2 separate regions of the Homo sapiens genome follow, and region 1 is linked to region 2. Evidence: chromatin loops called from intact Hi-C (ENCODE). Cell type or tissue: dorsolateral prefrontal cortex. All regions are shown on one strand. Links, peaks and the distances in the headings refer to the core of each region. The heading gives the core; the rest is flanking DNA.

Region 1 (9,704 bases), core at 1,160-9,159, 310 kb before region 2:
GAGGAATCATTTAGTATCCTGCAGTGTTGAAAGAGAGTTCACCAGCCTGGATTCAAATGCAGTATCAAACATTAACAAAAGACATGCTATCTAGTGAAGACAAAATACCTTTTAAACAAATTAAGTTAAATTGCCTCAAGTGCACAAAAGCTTTACTAGTTAGGTTTACTTCAATGCATTCTGCACCACTGAGGGACAGCCTTCATTCACACATCATGAGAATGGCATCAGGCTCAATTTCTATCTTCTAGAAGTAGAGATTTATAACAGCAAAACTAAAAAAAACTATACCACTGAGCACAGTGATAAAGTGCAGTTTCATATTTTTCTCTAAAACACACTCACACAACAGAAATATAACATCAAGATGGAAAACTGTTTCTGCAAACAGCAGGGGCCCAAAGATGCAGTGGGTAAGGTTTGTTAAGCTATCTCGTTCTGATCACTGAAAATAACAAGGTTTGACCAAAAAAAAAGCGAACAAATTTTACTGAACGTATTTTACAAAGCTCACTCATCTAGATGAGTGGTAATTCCATAAAAGTATTACTACTTATTACTGTTAATAAGAGCACCGAACATGTATCCAGCACAGGCTGTTTTCGAGGCCCTGTCCTAAGTTTTCTAGACATTAGTACATTCATTAGTACATTTCTTGACATTAGTACATTCATTGTAATATAGCTTTAGTCAGAAGTCCCCAACCCGGGGGCCATGGACAGGTACTGGTCTGTGGCCTGTTAGGAACCAGATGGCACAGCAGGAGGTGAGTGATGGGCAAGAGAGACAAGCTTCATCTGTATTTACAGCTGCTCCTTATCCCTTGCATTACCATCTGAGCTCCGCCTCCTGTCAGATCAGCCATGGCATTAGATTCTCATAGGAGCACGAACCCTATTGTGAACTGTGCATGAGAGGAATCTAGGCTTTGTGCTCCTTATAAGAATCTACCATCTAATAATCTGTCACTGTCTCCCATCACCCCCAGATGGGACCATCTAGTTGCAGGAAAACCAGCTGAGGGCTCCCAGTGATTCTACATTACAGTGAGTTGTATAATTATTTCACTATATATTACAATGTAATAATAGAAATAAAGCAGACGATCAATGTAATGCACTTGAATCATCCTGAAACCACCCCGCCTTCGGCCCCCCAAGTCCACAGAAAAATTGTCTTCCACGAAACCGGTCCCCGGAGCTAAAATGGTTGGGAACTCTTGGTTTTGGTGACAAAGCCACTGAGCTATTCCCAAGGCCTTTCAAACTTAACCTGCCCAAACTGGAATTCTATGTTTTCTCCCACAAAGTCATTCCTCTCAGCCAGCTGCTGCAACTCCATCAGCTCTATCAGATGGCCTTGATGATTTCCTTTCCTCTTTGGTTTCTTCTTTTCCCCTTCTGTACAAAATTATTTGGGAACATGTTTTTTAAGTGTGGAAAGTGAGGCTCAGATAAATCAAAGCCTGGGAACCTACAGCTAGAAGTTGCAGGACAGGATTCCAAGCCAGATCCAGGACCTGGCAGCCCTTGGCACCCCACCTTGCTATCCTGCCTCTCTTAAGTCAGCATCTGTGATGGTCATGACACTGCCATGGCTGCCACTAGGGAAGTGGTACGAAGCTGTGCTTACAGAAAGGGCTCTTGGACCCAGACACACCTGGGCTCAAGTCCCAGCTCTGTCACTTCTTGTAAGCCTTAGGCAAATAACTCCCACCTCTCTAAGCCTCAGTTTCCTCACCTGCAACAGGCAAACACTACCACCTACTTCTCAGCAATGTCATAAAATGTAAATGAGATGTCAAATTAATTTTAAAATGCCTAGTGAACTGAGGAGCATATATTAAATGTTCCAACTGATAGATATTATTATCGTTGAAACACTTAGCATGTCTACTTCTGTACACATTCAACTTACCAAACTATTAATACTTTGGGCATCTCCACAACAGGGGCAAAAGGCTGTCCACTGAGAATGAAATGACTTGGAACCTGGGCTAAGCTGGTCTATGCTCATCAGCAAAACTATCAGGAACTCACAGAACCACAGCCCAGAAGCAATTAGGCTTCATTCCACAGCACCCTGGGTGTCCACTAGTCTTCAGTGTCACCTCTTCAGGGTGGCCCTCAGCTCCTAAGCTGCAGGCTCCAAGGCCAACACAGTGGTCCTAAAGGGGTGGGAGGAGGGACAGAAGGATGAGCAAAGGAGAGGGGGCTGATAAAATGCTCACAGCACCAAAGGAGCTGGCTCCCTGCAGACTCCAGGCAGACCTCAGCTCCCACGGAACTTTAGAACAACCAAAGCTACTCGGCTGCTGTGTTAAAAGCTGTTGGATTTGTATTTAAAAGAAACAAAAAGTGTCACAACAAGTGAGATTTAATGAACACTCTCAGCTGTCACTGACTGATGAGTTCTTGCCACTATCGTTTATCTCTTGGCAAGGACCCAGATGGGACTATTTCTCAGTTAACAGGTGACCTATTTATGATCCCATAGGGTTGGTAGGAATCACAGTTATTTTGAAGAAGAATGGGATAATAAAAACTTTCTTAAAGCAATCAACACTTGGAGCATAAATGGATAACCATCCAACTTGCCCACATTTCATTTATGTTCTGTGGATTAAAAAAAAACTGGCATGAGTGATAAATCTAAAATTGAGAATTCTCTTACTCTAAAAGAGAGTGTTGTCTCTGTAAAGAAACTTGTAGGCAGCTAACCTTTATGCCACTCAAACTCATGTGGCTGTGTTTTTCCAGTCTTTAAGTAAAATAGCAAATAAGCAAGTTCTGTCCTCAGATTCAACATGTACCAGGGCTCTGATGTTATAATTTGTTGCTTATTACACATCCTATGTGACAAATGTGGCATTACAAATCCAGAAGTCCCCCTGTAACATGCAAATACATTATGTGACATGCTAAGCTTGGTAAACAGTATTATCAACCAGCATGGAGATGAACATCATCATCAACGGGATTTCCTGGGCACCTGCTGTGACCATTGTACAGTGCTATGGAAAAGTACAATTGTAGATTCAGAACCTATATTTTGTCTCCTCTCCATCAGGGTGTGCTCTGAGGGTGGAAGAAGTTTTCAAAAAGTCCCTAGGAACAGAGAACAGGAGAAAATGATAGCAGAGGCTACCCTTTACGGACTTATGGGAGAGCAAAGCAGTACCAGACCAGGGCAAAGGATACCTAGAGCCATGAGGAAATTGAGTGTGACCAAAACCTATGATCTTTATATGTAATTTACAAATGCTTATAATGTGTGGTCTGGTCCCAAGGGTGCAGGTGTTTCTTTTATTTGTTTTAGTTTCCCACTGTATTTCCACTGAACTTAATTAAGATTTTATCTCAGGGTAAAGTTTTCATAATCTTGGCTTATAGTCAATATAATTTGGCTTCCGCTGTATATGGATGAAAAATCTACAAAAGGAAAGAAACAGACCCAAAGGAAAAGAGGCAACTAATTATGAAGTGCTATCTATACGGTACTCACTAACTAAGAACTGTTCTTGATAAACAGTGTCTTCTTCCTGAGAAAGACTGAACTGTTCAAAGCCATTATTTCATTAAGGGTTTGGTGTCTCTGCAATGTTGTTGGTCGTATATTTATATTTGGTTGGGGGCTCATCAAAGAATCCAAGGAAAATTCTAAACAAACAAACAAACAAACAACAACAACAAAAAAACAGGGTTGCAAAAGGCTGGGGAAAAAATGGCTGCAAACAACCTCAATATAATAGACAGAAAATAAAACTAAAGTCAGAGAGGTTCTAGAAGGCAGGAAGGGAGAGGGAAAGAAGAATACTGCTTCTGTGGCTTCTACCTGCCATGTTCGCCTGGCTGGTCCCCAGGGCTTGAAGGATCAGCTGCAGCTCCCTGACAGCTGTTGCCGCCTCTTCTCCACAGGACATGTCGGGCTCCAGGACCACCTCCAGAAGGCCCACTCCTACCAAAGAGGGGCAGAGTCAGCCTCACTGCAGCTCTCCAATTTCACCAACAGAAAAATTAGGCCTAAGTTTCAGGAAAACCCTGCCTTACTGAAGGACTCTCAGAGTGGTTCTAGCCTCTCAATCATTTCTCTTCCCTCCCACCTTTTTTTTTTTTTTTTTTTTAAAGAGGCGTCATCTTGCTCTGCTGCCCAGGCTGGAATGCAGTGGCATGATCATAGCTCACTGCAGCCCTGAACTTTTGAGCTCAAGTGATCCTCCCACCTCAGCCTCCTGAATAGCTGGGGATACAGGTGTATGGCACCACACCTAGGTGTTAATTTTTTGGCAAGTAGGTCTCGCTATGTTGCCCAGCCTGATCTCAAACTCTGCGTACAGTGATCCTCCCACAGCCTCCTGAGTCACTAGCATTACACGTGTAGGCACCTAGGCTCCACGTTTTGATTTTTAAATGTTTCACTTCTTTTAATGACTGCTTAAAATATCCAGCTGCTGGGTCTGTGACTAGGTGGATAGGTTTGTCTAACTTCAGGGTGAGTTATTAGCAAGCCTAATAATTACAGTTCAAGCCATGTTCGCTAGTCAGCTATGCCAATCCCAATGCTGATATTTTAGTCTCCATCTATCAGGCTCCTGTGACTGCTTTCTCAATTTGTTCAAGAAAACTCTAGCGGTGAAAAGAGGGCCCTGCTATCCAAGAACTGAAGTAGGAAGGAGAAATAATGAAAACACTCCAAGCCTACCTGCCCTGTTCAAATCAATGAGCGTCTGAGACCTCAGGTTGTCGTGGAGGCTTTTGCCACTGTCTTGCTCCAACTGGATCTGCTTGATCCTCACCGTCTTGGGGATCACCTGACTCTGCTTCTTCCCTGCACAGACGCCATATATCAAGCTCCCATTCACAGCAATTGGGAGCCTCTGCTGGGTAATTTGGTAGCCTGCCTGCACACAAACATAGGGTAAACATAGTCACTGGTCCACACATAAAAGCTGGGATCCAGTTTACTATCCCTTTTACAATGTCACACAACGACAGGCCTACTTAAAGCAAAAACAACAAGAAAAAAAGGAAAAGGAGAAAAAAATTAGTTGCTGCATTGCAGCCATCATTGAGCCTGGTCTCTTCTGCCCCTGCCATCACCCCTTCACCCTCCCCAAATCCTCCACCCCTGATAACGATGCAATAAACAACACGAATTCATCCCATTGCCCTCATTAAAGTGCTGTATTGGGGAATAACAATAATGTCATTGTCAGGGACCCCTAAGAAAAGAATTTATTGTTTCCATCCAGCTCATTAGCCTAAACTCTGCATCTCATTACCAGGCTCCTGGCAGACCCTCCTTATTTGGAATGCTGGCTAAGCATTTTGCCATCTACTCTCCACACGGCCAACAGCAGTTGCTAGTGTGTGTTTAAGCTTGTTTTGTTTCTGCTTTTTAAAGGAATCAATCATGGCAGCTGCCCTCCCTGACCCAACCTCCCTAGCTCCTCCAGTCAGAAAATGCTGTGACACTCCCCCTCCATTAATGGAAGGCACATGGTACTAAAGCACTGATGGATCCTGCAAGGATCCCTCACCTGCTTCTAAGTGGAAAGGAAGAATTACTTGCAAACGCACAGAGGCACCAATACGCACTAAAGAGACAGCAGGTCAATGAGGAGAATTGGAGAAGAACAGAGAATAAAAGCAAAGGCATCTGTGGCACTTCCTAGGTCCCAGGTGCTGCTCTCACTGTGTTCCCTCAGTTAATTCCACAACAACCCTAGGAAGGAGGAACAAGGCGTGGAGGGATTAAGACCTTGCCCACAGCCACATACAGAGCTAGTGAGCATCAATGTCAATGTCTGAATTCAGATGGTCAGGCTCCAAAATCCGTGTCTTTCACCACTTGGCAGGCCCCCAGTTTAAGAACTTTAACTGCATCAGAAATACTACTGTGCTTGTCAAAAGACAGACTGCTTGGCCCGACCTCAAAGGTTTCCGATTCAGTAGGTCGAGGGTGGGGCCTGAAGATTTATATTTCTTACCAGTTCCCAGGAGATGATGATGTCAGTGCCCTGGGGACCACACTTTGAGAATCCTGCAAAAGGCTAACCCGTTTTCTATGCTGAGACGGGAAGTCTCAATTTGTAAAACTAAGCTCTGGGTAGGGTTGTTGGATAAAATATAGGACACCCAGTTAAATCTGAATTTCAGAAAAAACAACAAATGCTTTATTATATGAGTATGTCCCATGAAACTCTGGATTATTTGAACTATCTGGGCCAGAAAGACCAGAAAGCCACAGATGACCAAAACATCTCATTTTAGTCATATTATTACTAAATCTCCCACCTCAACCAAACTGTCTGTCACTCTTAAAAGATAAAGAAAGGCGGTTTAATTCTTTCCGCCCTACCAAACAGTAGACTTGCTGAGAGGCTGGAGGCCAGAGGGGAAAAGCAGCAGCCACTGGAGAACGCAGGTCTTACTTGTATTTTTTATTTAATTCTACTCGTGCCCTCACCCACTAAAAAACAGCTCGCCCCAATCTTCAGTTCAAGGAGAAAGAGGTGAAGCAACATCATCACTGTTGTTTTTCTGAATCAGACCAAACAAAACATTATTTTGGGAAACCCATTCAACATTTCAGTTTTGTTCCTGTTCAATAGTATGAAAAATTGGCTCTCACTCACATGGTGTGGCTTAAAGAAAAAAACCTTTTAATTTTCAGAAAAAAGCGGGTCAATATGGAGTTTACTGCTCAGCCAAGTAACTGGACCAACAGTTTACTGTTCTTGGTCCAGATTTCTGGTTCATGTTTCCGCTTACTATTGTCCACTTACTTGCTCCTTGTGAGATGACAGAAATGTCTCCAAAGGAGACAGCCCTATTATTGGGAACTTCAACTTAAAAGCGATTCGCTCTCGCTCTGCTGACAGAACTACAGTATGCATTTACTGTTGCATCAGCCAGAGCCTTAGCTTTTGTACTAACAGGCAATTAGCACCAAATACCACGGCCAGGCTGAGCCTGCAAACACTGGCTTCTACTCCCTGTGCAATTATGAGCGAGCCACCAGAAGCATGAGGTAAGCAAGAAGTCAGCAATCAGGACAACTGCATCCGATCTAGTAACCATCAGGGGCACCTGCCTGCATCAGGGCTGGGCCGAACTTCCTGCTGGGATGGACACAGTGCTGGCTGAAAACATGAGAGGCACAGCCCCTTTCCCTTGCTCCGACCCCCCACAGCAGGGCTGGCCCAGCTCTGAGAACTTGCAGTGGGGTGGATCACAAAGTGTACTTACAGGGAGGTCTGCATAGAAGTAGTGCTTCCTGTCAAACAAGGACTTCTTGTTTATGTGGCAGTTCAGAGCCAGGCCTGTCATCACCGCCGCTTCTACACACCTCCTGTTGAGAACCTATGGGAACACAACACACAGTTCCTCTCAGAACCGCAGGCTGAACAAATGCTTCTCCCACACACTGACATCCTCGCTGAATATGCAACTTGGCCCTTCAACAGGCATTATCTCTGGTTCTCTGGGTGGGCAGCTCCAGTTCACAAGCCGAGTCTGTTTGCCTGGGAATCAGGGAAGGATATAAAGAAGAAAATGTATGCAGCAGTGGGTCCCACCGGGCACTTAAGGAACTGCCACATCGGGAACCCTTTCCCCCAGTGCCCGGCATCAAAGCTAACAGGAAGAGTCGCAGAAAAGCTTAGCGGAGTGGTTACTACATAGAATAAATCTAATCTCACTCCCTCTACAAACAGAATAAGGGGCCGGTCAGAATACACAAGAGGCACTGATTGCTGAGAGGAGTCCTGAGGAAGGGTGGCTTCACTTTGACAGAAAAAGAATGAACTTCTGAAAACGACAGGGCCGTAGCCATTTTCTCAAGGGCTAGGAAATGTGGCACAGCTGTTGCCTGGCTTTCTGTCCATGCCAGGCCAACTCCCTAAAAGTGGAACGCCAACGGAGGGCCTGTCCCACACACTGGACGACTCCGTGCTGCTGGTCTCTCTGGGGGCACCTGGTGCTCCAGTTCCCTCTGGGTGCCACCCTGTCCCACTTACAGGAGTGAATGACCAAGAAATGGCTGGCACACTTCCCAGCACCAAAGAATGTCAAAGCTTTTAAGAACACTGGGGGTCTGGAACTAGACAACGAGATAATGTAGCCAAGGAGAAGGAGCATTAAGTTCTCGAGTCAGGTTCAAATCCCACTTCTGCTGTGACTAGGAGTCTCAGTTTCCTTGTGTCTAAAAGTGGGATTTAAGATCTACTTTGCAGAACAGATAAAGTGATAGCTGGAACACCTCCCCTAAGGTAGAGATTCAATAAATAGTTCATTTCCCTACTCTACTTTGGGACAATTTTGGAGGATGTCATGTTTGCAGATGAAATATATTTCTATTTTTGTTAGGATATTTATGATGTTCTTTAGTATATTTAATATACTATTATTGATATAGATAGGGCCTTCTAGTTGAGCATTTCCACATCCACCATTTTATTTCAGCCTCACAGCAACGCTGTAAAATAAGGAATCTGCATTATTCCAATATTTCAGATTAAAAAAACAAAACTAAGACCCAAAGAGTCTAAAACATTTGCCCAAATTCACAGAACTGGCAAGTGGTAAAGCTGCCTGTAAAGCCCACACATGCCGTGGCTGAGAGGCGGCAAACAGAACTTCTGTGGTTCAGGGACTGGCTCTTTAGGCTGGGATGACGAGTGTAGACCAAACACAGATTTTAAAAACAAATTTCTACAACAAAATGGAAGGGGCATTTCTATTTACTGCAATATACGGTCCCCAAAGAAAACCCAAACAAGGGCCAGGCGTGGTGGCTCATGCCTGTAATCCCAGCACTTTGGGAAGCCAAGGCGGGTATATCACGAGGTCAGGAGATCGAGACCATCCTGGCTAACACAGTGAAACCCCGTCTCTACTAAAAATACAAAAAATTAGCTAGGTGTGATGGCAGGCACCTGTAGTCCCAGTTACTTGGGAGGCTGAGGCAGGAGAATCACTTGAACCCGGGAGGTGGAGGTTGCAGTGAGCCGAGATCTCGCCACTGCACTCCAGCCTGGGCGACAGAGCGAGACTCCATCTCAAAAAAAAGGAAAAAGAAAAGAAAAAAAGAAAACCTAAACAAATCTCCCGCCTAGTGACAACATCACACCCTTATTTTTCAGGACTCAGGTTATAAGATGGAGCCATTTCACAGTTTCTATTTGGAGTTCTTCATTCTGTGCCTAATAATGTCAGCTCTGCAGCAATAAAGGTTTTCAAGAAAAGATGTGTGGGGAACAGGAGGCTCTAATTATTGATGTTTTCACTTGCCTAATGTCTGGCATTTTACTGAGCGGTTGTTACTGAGATACAAACATAGCTGGTGGAGAATCCCGCCAAATCCAAGCCTGATGATTCGGGTCCAGGCACACAGAACATGAAGCTGCAGTCCCGACCCTGGGCTTTGCTCTTCCTGGGGTCAGAATGCAGTCAGCCAGGGCTGGCTCGTAAACTGCCTGACTCCTGGTCTGCACCAGTTCTGCCTCATCATTCCCTCTGCTTTCCTAACCACTGCTTTCGCTCTCATTTCAAGCTTCTTTGCCCCTGGGACCAAGCTGCTTCCTCCTGCTAGGCATGAAGAGAACCCAGGTTATTTTGTTTGTTTATTTTCAAGCACGCACCATAGCCTCCCTGTGGGAGAAGAGTTGAGGACCATCACAGACTCTCACTGTGTCCGTGTGC
Region 2 (9,704 bases), core at 486-8,485:
TGTCCCTTCTGGCCTGGATGACTGCAATGGCCGCATTCTTGTTGTCTCCCAATCCATTCCTCAGCCTGCAGGAAAGTTCACATTTTTTTAAGGCTAAAGATCATATTGTTATCCCTCTTGCTCTAAAGCTCTTGCATGTTTTCCACTGCCCTTTAAGTTTGGGCTCAAGTCTCAAAGTCCTTAACCATGATTTCCTAGGACTTCCTCAGTGCAGTCCTGCCCTTACCCACCCATCCCTGCTCTCCTCCACTGCCTCCCTGCTCCTGGGTGCCTTCAGGCCTTTCACGTGCTCACACTCATCTCAGAGCCTCTGACTATGTGGTTCCCTCTGCCTGATATCAGGGTTCAGAACATGATACCCCAGAGTATGGCTCCTTGGTATGCTGGGTACTTTGAACTGACAGAGATTACAAGGGCCTCGGAAACAAGGTCACTCTGACCTTCTCCTATCCTGCTTTCTCCCTCAAACAAGGCACAGAAACTAGAATTCTTCATCTCAAAGCAAGTCATAAACCTAGGAAGGTCTTTGACCTTCTCCCTTCCCTGCTGAAAGCCCTCCTGTGACAGGTGTCCTGCCCCATACCTTGCGGGGAGGCATGTCTTACAGAGACACAGAAAAGACTCTGGACAAACAGGCCCTGCAGACCTCCACTGCCCCTCAGTTCATTCCCATTAGATCAGACCCTTTTTTGTCCAATCGTATTTCTTCATAACCATGCACTTTTTTCTTCAGACCTTACATAAAAATGTAACTTTCTTTCGGTTTTTGGGTCTTCATTTCTGAAGACTTCATGTCACATAAAACTTTGTTAAGTAAGTTTGTTGTGCTTTCCTTGTGTTACACTCTTTCATTATCAGAATTGTCAGTCATGATTGTATGACTGATGGATGAAGAAAAGGTATGACTTTTTCCCCCCTACCCTGGAACGGCCCTTCTTTGCTCTGTTCTCTTCCATAGCACCAAGCCTGGTGTCATTTATTTACCTATGTTTTTGTGTTTCTCACTTGACTCAGCTCCATGGGGGAAGGCACTATGTCTGTTTTGGTTCCCACTCCATCCCTAGCAGGCAACACAATGCCTAGCACCTATTAGATGCTGTCTCTATAGATATAGATATAGATTATATGTAGATTATACATAGAATATTTATAGAATTAATGAGATTATGGTAAAACTGCTTTGGAATTATAAAGGCTATACAATACCGGTAATTTCTATTTCTGCCTTCCACCTCAGAAAAGGCAGGATAGATATTCTATTATCATTTAAACTTGAGTGGAACTTATTTATATCTGTGTGTTGAGGCTTCCAGGTATTTGCATCTTAAACTTTTTATTTATACCTGCAGAATGAAGGGATTTGTGCCTCTTTAAAGGAATTTCAGGCAATAGCCAGCAGGTGGGTTCATTAAGGAAGGAACAGAACACTTTCATAACTATTTTATTTCTTTTTTTACAGTTTGGAAACTGAAAAACGAAGAGACAAGCAGCTGTGGGCAAAGGAAGTAGGTGGGGTGGTAGGCACGGGCTTTGGATAAGTTGCCTAGCCCCCTTAGGAGTGCTCTCCTCACCTCCATTCCCACCTGCAGGGGAGGAGGAGCTGCCAGCCTGCTGGGAAGGCTGCTTGGTGGAGTAGGAGGGGCCAGGGCTACTGGCAGACATCCTGAGTTCAAACCCGCTATTGACCCTGGGATTTTGAGTAGTCACTAATTTCTGCCTCAGTTTCCTTATTCGTAAAACAAAGCTGTAATCCCTGATCTCACAGGATTATTGTGAAGATTAAAGAGATAATGTATCAGAAAACTCTTGGCCAGATGCAGTGACTCATCCCCATAATCCCAGCACTTTGAGAGGCTGAGGTAGGCAGATAGCTTGATCCCAGGAGTTCCTGACCAGCCTGGGCAACATGGTGAAACCCTGTCTCTACAAAAAATACAAAAATTAGCCAGTCACGGTGACACGCATCTGTAGTCCCAGCTACTCAGGAGGCTGAGGTGGGAGTACCACCTGAGCCTGGGAGGTCGAGGCTGCAATAAGATTGTGGCACTGCATTCCAGCCTGGGTGACAGAGTAGGATTCTGTCTAAAAAAAAGAGAGACAGAGAGAGAGAGGGAAGAAAGGAAAGGAAAAAGGAAAGGAAAGGAAAGGAAAGGAAAGGAAAGGAAAGGAAAGGAAAGGAAAGGAAAGGAAAGGAAAGCCTTCATAAACTGCAAATATAAATTAAAGGTGGTATGATTACGCCACTAAACCAATCTTCCCAAATACAAAAATTAAGTCTGACTTTCCTTCACCATGCCCTGCCCCCACCACTGTAACTCCATGGACATGATCGTGTGTCAAGACCAACACTGAGTATCTGCATTTCTCCCAGTTCCAGTGGTCTGTAAACTCATAGGACGGGTCTTAGCCATTTGATGTCCCTAGTAACCTGTAGTGTCAGATGCTCAATATGCCTTGAATAAACATTGAGTGAATAAATGTAAGGTGGGAAGCATGGAGGAGGTCAGTCTGAAGGAAAAGGTGAAAAGGTAAGAGTGGGCTAGATCTCTAGAAAATTTTACATGCTCTTGGAAATCAGGAAGAACAATTAGAGGCACTGGATTAACTGGAGTGCACCTCCTTAAGTCTTTTGGCTCAAATGTCAACAACCAGAATTCACTTGGAGTAGAGTGAGCTTCAGGGATGCTTAATTTAGCAAGGCTGAATTCAGCTTTGGTGGTCTTTCCTTAGTGGCAGGGAAGGGGTGCCCTGCTGAGCTGCAGGGAGCAGTGATATATTAGGAATATCTAGATTTGGGAACCTTTCAAAAGATGCATGTCCTTGTCTTACACCCAAACAAAGCTGATAGAGCCAAAATTCAAAGAAACAGTTCTTCCTAGTCCCTGAAAAAAAGTGAAACATCTATCCATCTATTAAAAATTTGCTAGGTCCCTGCTGTGTGCTGTACTAGGTGCTGGAGTGCCATAAAAGGAATCACACTCGAGGCTGATCACAAGACTTCTTTTCCACTTGGAAGAAGCTCATGGGAGCCAGCACTGATGCAGGTCCAGGCCTGGGGAAAGCATATGCCCCCAAGACCCATCAAGCTTGTCCCTGCCATCTCTCTCCATCATTCTAGCTTCGCCCTAGCTTGTGGGTACCACGGGTACCTATTTCCAGGAACCCAGGGAATTCCTTTTGACCTTGCTGGGAAACTGCAAATCACCCAACAGGAGCTTAGCTGTGCAGCCAACATTTGGAACTACTCAATAGCTTTCTGGAGTCAACAAATAAGGAAATAATTTCTTTAGGATAAAAAAATGTTTTGTTTTAGTAAAGGGTAATGGCACTCCATTGCGAATGGAAACTGTTCTCCCCTTGGTTTAAGTGGAGCCCATTTGTCAGCACTGCTTGAGGCCTGCGAAGTGACCATCTAGGTATTTTTCTCAAGTGAAGAATGATCTGAGGACATCTTCGCCACTGGGTCCCTCTTACTCATGTGACTTCCAAGTTTTCTGGTGGTAAAGTTGGAGGCAGAGAGAGCATGCCCCTGAATTGGACAGTAGAGTGTCCTTCAGCTGATAGAAGATCACTTCAGGGCAGGTGGAGCAGCCACAGAAGAAAATGGTAATTACTCAACTGCTCGTGCACCTCATTTTGAATCTATCCTGCTCTTCAGCTCTTTCTGCACATAAAGGAAGAGGCTCCTTGTCATTTGAAAAGATTGCACCAAAGTGGCAGTGTTGACAGAGCCTTCCCTGTCAAAGCCACTTTCTCAATACATTTAATTAGCAAGGGCTTCCAAGGGCCCCCTGCCAGCCCAACACAGGCCTGGATGACACCTGAGTGAGGTTGCCACAGTCCCAGCCAAACCCCTTCAAGCTCCATTTTTAGATGTACTACAACCAGCTAGCTTTCAGCAAGTTCCCCTCCCGCCCCTTTGCCCAATGCTGGTCAGCTGGGCAGCTTGACTGTGAAGCCTTTCTTTCCAGGCCATGGGGAAAGAACCAAAGGAAGCTGCTTTCTCTCATGCATACAGTATTTTTGAACAAAGAGGCCTGTATGCATTGCAACAACAGCGTCTCTAGATCCTGAGCGTGGGCCCCGCTTGGCAGAGGGTCAGCAGCATGGTGGAGGGCATGCATTGGAATACAGATTGCCACCAAGCCTTTGGGGCCATGCCCATCATGTGGCTGGGCCTGGCTCTGGCAGCCCGACATTCAGCTGCCAACAGCTTGCAGGCCTGTTTGCTGCATGGCCAGCATCCTGTTTGGTGATTTGATGAGAGTCCCAGGCTCTCTTTGCATATCAGAACACTGGTCTCCGTGCACCTCGCGTGGGATGACTGTATCTGGACAACTGAGATGTTCCTTGCCATTGATTAAATGCTTAGCAAGCTCAGAAAATACAGCTGGAAACTCCTTGGAGCCCTCCGCCTACTGCTCTTCATCCACAGCCTCTCCCTGCAAAGCGGGGCTTTATTATTCTTGGAGAGAGGCAGCTATCTGTTACAGGGTACTGTCTTGCAATAGGGCTGAAATACTTCAGATTTGGATAAAGATAAGAAATATTGAATGGCCCCTCCCTTTATTTTCTAAACAGTTACCACCCCTACAATCATAACTAGTGATGTCACTGTGGGACCAGTGTAGCTGAAATGCATACTTGCCCTTTTAACTCAGCTTTAATGCTTTTGTACAAGCTATTTGCAAAGTTACATACTCTTTAGTGTGAAAATTGGCTGTTTACTTGTATCTCACACACAGCAAAATCGAAAGCAGGACAAGTGTGTTGCTTTTCTACGACATCCGTGCATCCTTCATGCTCTCTCGGTGCTCATATCCAGTGACCTCTCCCTCTTCTCCCCATTCATCAGGCTCTGCCTGCCCTCTCTCTCTTTATTCTGGACTCAGTGGCTCATCCAGTCTCACCAGACACTCACAAAGCAAAATTCCAACCTGTCAACCTTTGTCTTGCTCCGTCTCTGAGACTGAGTACTCCCGGGGAAATGGACTCTACTGCATAGGCCAGGCCACTACAAGTTCATGGCCCCTGACCTCTGCTGGGCTTCAGGGCTGCCCATCTCCCCAGCTGTCCTGGAAGAGCTTCCTCTCCTCTGCCCCTAGGTGACCATTCCAAGCATTCTAGCACTCTCCCCAAAGCTCCTACTCAACCTTCTGTCTCATACTTAGCACATAAACCTGTCTCCAACATCAAGGCCATCAGGCCCAATGTCCCTCAACTTTCTACCTCCTTCCTACAAACACCTCTGCACCTACCCCATCCTCACCTTCAGTCTCTGAGGTGTGTTCCTCTTTCTTTCGTGTCCTTTGCTCTATCCTTTGATGTCTACTCCAGACTTTGATAGTCATTTTTTAAAATTGCTTTAATCTCCCTTGACTATACTTGAGTTTTGTGCCCCGTATCTCCCTTTCGCTGTTGCTCAGCTTCCCTCCTCCCATTCTCTTCCAAACTTCCTGCTGCCTACACGTCCGTTCGCCCTTCAGCTCTCTGGAATCTGGCTTCTGTTCCCACCCACCATACTCCTAAAACTGCTGTCACTGAGGTGACCGCCAACTTCCCTGATAACAAATTGAATAGACTCGTTTCAATCCTTTCCTGACTAAGACTTTCTGTGGCATTTGAAAACATGGTTTTCCTTCTTTGAAGCTTCCTGAGCCCTGAACTTCCATATGCTATGTTCTCGATTCTGCACTGCCTGTCTGCAGGGGCCCGTCTTCCCGGCCCGCGCCTGCTGCGTGCCTATTGGTGTTCCCCAGGATTCTCTTCTAACTCACTGTTCCTCTTGTGCTGCCACACACACTCCCTGGAGAAGCTCATCCTCTCTCGTGGGACATGCAAATTACTCTCAAATCCCTGTCTCCAATGGAACTCTTTGCCCTAGCTTTTCCCATAGGCAACACAAAGCCAGCACTCCCAAAATGGCAGTGGGAGCACAGTCATTTTCCTGTTAAACTGCCCACTCTCCCCACCTTGCTAAACGGCACTGTGGCCCCCTGCAGGGGTGGGGGTGCTGCTACCGCACTACCCGCTCGCTACACGCATCCACTCAATTGCCATGTCCTCCCAAATCTCTCTCCTAAGTATCTCCTAAAGGTCTCCCTCTCTCCCTGTTATCTTACCTCCATCCACAGCTGCCTGGATGTTTGCCTTGTTTGCAGGCCTTACCATCTTCTTCCTAGCTGCTGGAGTGACCCCTCTGAACAATGAAACTGGTCTTGCCAAGTCCCTGCTTCAAACCTTTTCATCGTCCCTCTACCACCTCCTTAAGTCTGGACTCTATGCAGATCGTGGGAGGTCTTCTGGGGCCAGAGCTGCTGCTCCTTCTCCGCAGCCTTGTGCTTTCTGCACCTGCAGTGCCAAATCACCGGTGCTGGCTCTGGTTTTCCCCTCAGCGCAAAGTGGCTTGTCCTCCTCCTCCCTGCCCACTCATCTCTTCACTTGGTGGAACCTTATTCATCCTTAACACCAGGTAAGTTGTACCCTCTTCATCACTCCTCCCTGACCATCTTGTAAATGCTCCTATAATGCCCTGAGCCTATCCCCTATGTTATGGATTGAATTCTGTTTCCAAAATTAGTGTATTGAAGTCCTAACCTCAGAACCTCAGACTGACCTTATTTGGAAATAGAATCATTGCAGATGCAATTAGTTAAGATGAGGTCCTATTGCAGTAGAGTGGGCCCTAATCCAATATGACTAGTGTTCTTATAAAAAGGAGAAATTAGGACACAGACCCACACAGACCTACAAAAGCACCATGGGAAGATAAAGCCAGAGGAGGGATAATGCTTCCACAAGCCAAGGAACACCAGAGATGACCCACAAACCTCCAGAAGTTGTGGGGGGCCTGGAACAGAGCCTTCCCTGGCAGCTCTTAAAAGGAAGCTCTGGCCTCCAGAAATGGGAGACAATACACTTCTATTGTGAAGCCACCAGCATGTGGTACTCTGTGACAGCAGCCCTAGGAAACAGACACACCCATCATTGTGGTTTGTGTTTTATTGTAATGACCTGCCTGTCCATGTTCACCACTCCCCAGTGTGAACTTCCTAAAGGCAGAAAAGGTGTCTTATTTATCCTTGTAGCTCTAGTGCCCAAAATAATGTGCAAAGCATGAAAAAACTCAATAAGTGTTTGATGAATGAATTAATGAAAGCACAACATCCCCAGAAAGTCAGACAAACCACAGACTAAGAAGTGTAACTGATTTGCTGTACCTCAGCACCCTACTTTCTTTGTTGAATCTGTCCATATCTTCCTGTCCTTTATGGGTGAGTGTGCTGGTTATTCTCCGCTTGTCCTTCCAGAGGAATTTTCTGCTTATTTTCTGGCTATGGCTATTGTCTTCTGGGAAGCCATTTTGTAAGGTTCCAAATCTTGGTAGGTTCTGGTCACCCTGCTCTGTCCCTTTGTCCCTTCAGGCCTAAGGATGGCTAGGACACCTCACTGTTGCTAGTCCCAGGGGCTTCACTCCTTGGTGTCCTCTTATTTCTGCCCACTCCTCTGCAAACAGTTTCTTCATTCAATGCTGGTGAGCCATCTGTTTCCTGCTGGGACCCTGAGGAATACAGTTGGTAGGCAGGTGGGTGGGGACAGAGGTTCAAAAATAATCACATTTTAAAAAATGATCTTCTAAATCCCATTGCTTAATTCTCTTCCACTTCTGTTTTTAAAGCACCACATACCTAGCATTTTTACATAAAGCCTGCTATTTGACCTATGCATTTGCTATGCATTTGACTAAACATAGAAAATGTTTCATTTAATTTGACATTTTGTTGAACACCTGTGATGGGCCAGGCACAGTGATGGGGATTGAGGATCCAAAGAGGAAAAGATCCCATGTCTGCTAAAAAAGACTCAGAATCCAGTAGGGAGACAGACACGCCACCAACAGAGCACAGGGTTTATGGGAGCAGTGTGGAGGATGCTGTGCCGGCCTTGGGGTGGGTCCCACAGATGAACACTGAAATGTGGTTTATCTCCTCCCCAATCTAGACATCTTGGAGCTACACTGGTCCTTCTACTTTTATTGTTTTTCACAGATCATCTTCACATTTTTTCATCAAAGAGATGGCCTTCTGTCAACCAAATGCTCATAGAATGCTCATTTAAGATGTTTTTGGGTCAAACTTTCACCTTATATTTTCTCTTTTCCCAACATGATAGGTCTCTTATGTTGGAGAAGACTTTATATGATCACTTGGACCAGTAATTGCCAATTCTGGATGGTCACCAGAGGGTTCTTTAAAAACAGTAAGTCCTGAGCCTTGTTACCATTCTACCGAATCAAACCCCGGGGGGAGGGGGGAGCTGGGGAGAAGGAGATCTAGGGGGTCAGGGTTTTTTTCAAGACCCTGTGATGATTCTGATGTTCAGTCTGGCTGGGAACCATTGGTCTGGGTTAGCTCCTTTTTACAGCAATTATAATTTAGGACAGGGTTTTTTTTTTCCTAAGAGTGGTTCCTTGGCACCTGAGTGTGTCATACTGGCATAAGGATAGATATATAGATAAGTAGAATAGAAGTGAGAGTCCAGAAATCAGCCTTGATATTTACAGTGAATTGATTTTCTACAAGGGAGTCAGGACTATCTAAAGTGATCATTCTTTTCAACAAGTGGTGCTAGAATAATAGGTTGTTCACATGCAAAAGAATGAAGTTGGACCCCCCCACCTCACACCATATAGAAAAATTAACTCAAAATGGATCAGTAACCTAAATGTAAGAGCTAAAACTATAAAACTCTTAGGAAAAAACACAGACATAAATCTTCATGTCTTTGAATTAGGCAATGGTTTCTTAGATATAATATGAAGTGCTCAAGAAACAAAAGAGAAATAGATAAATTGGACTTCATCAAAATTAAAAGCTCATGTCCATCAAAAGACACTATCAAGAGAGTTAAAAGATAACTCACAGAATGAGATAAAATATTTGCAAATAATATATCTGGTATGAGATTAACATCCAGAACATATAAAGAGCACCTAAAACTCAGTAACAACAAAAAACACACAACCCAATAAAAAAAATGGGCAAAGCACTTGAATAAACGTTTCTCCAAAGAACATATACAAATGGACAATAAGCACATGAAAAGATGCTCAACACAACCAGTCATTAGGAAAATGCATATCAAAATCACGGAGGGATATTCCCTTCCCACCTACTAGGGTAGCTATAATGAAAGAGATGGACAATAACAAGTGTTAATGAGGATGCAAGGAAGTTGAAACCCTCATACATTGTTGGTGGGAATGCAAAATGTTTCAGCTGCTGCAGAAGACAGTTTGAGCAGCTCCTCAAAAAGTTAAGCATAGAGTTAGCAAATAACCTAGCAATTTCCACTCTCTTGGCTATATACCATTGAACTGGAAACACAAGTCCACACAAAAACTCACTCTAAATGTTTGTATCAGCATTATTTGTAATATCCAAAAAGTGGAAACAATCTAAATGTCTGTCACCTGATGAATGGATAAACAAAATGCAGTATAGATCCATACAATGGAGTATTATGCAGTCTATAAAGAAGAATGATGTACTGATCCATGGTACACCATGGATGAACCTTGAAAACATTATGCTCAATGAAAGAAGCAAGTCACAAAAGACCATATATTATACGATTCCATTACTAGGAAATATTCAGAATAGACAAATGCATAGAGACCAGAAAGCAGTTTAGTAGTTTCCAAG

What was found. A loop is a pair of places that touch in the nucleus more often than their neighbours do. Peaks named below come from ENCODE experiments on the same cell type or tissue, not always from the same donor. Only the 100,000 strongest peaks of a DNase experiment are listed, where the experiment ranks them.
Region 1: a loop joins it to region 2, with 5 times the contacts of the local background. A loop is called at or near these places in 3 of 110 quality-filtered maps.

What each region holds. Positions count from the first base shown.
Region 1 is chr4:151,712,175-151,721,878 of GRCh38, forward strand. It overlaps GATB (glutamyl-tRNA amidotransferase subunit B), which reads right to left. Exons shown (of 13, transcript NM_004564.3): 3 at 7,251-7,364; 4 at 4,702-4,900; 5 at 3,835-3,957. Among named protein-coding and RNA genes, the nearest start is that of GATB, 44 kb to the right of the region's middle. In dorsolateral prefrontal cortex, for the core only: a CTCF peak has its summit at 5,265; DNase peaks (open chromatin) are centred at 3,898, 5,317 and 7,353; H3K4me3 peaks cover 2,964 bases; H3K27ac peaks cover 6,758 bases.
Region 2 is chr4:152,018,129-152,027,832 of GRCh38, forward strand. No RefSeq gene overlaps it. Among named protein-coding and RNA genes, the nearest start is that of LINC03074, 67 kb to the left of the region's middle. RefSeq lists an enhancer at 5,757-6,256. In dorsolateral prefrontal cortex, for the core only: a CTCF peak has its summit at 4,114; a DNase peak (open chromatin) is centred at 4,103; H3K4me3 peaks cover 1,308 bases; H3K27ac peaks cover 4,637 bases.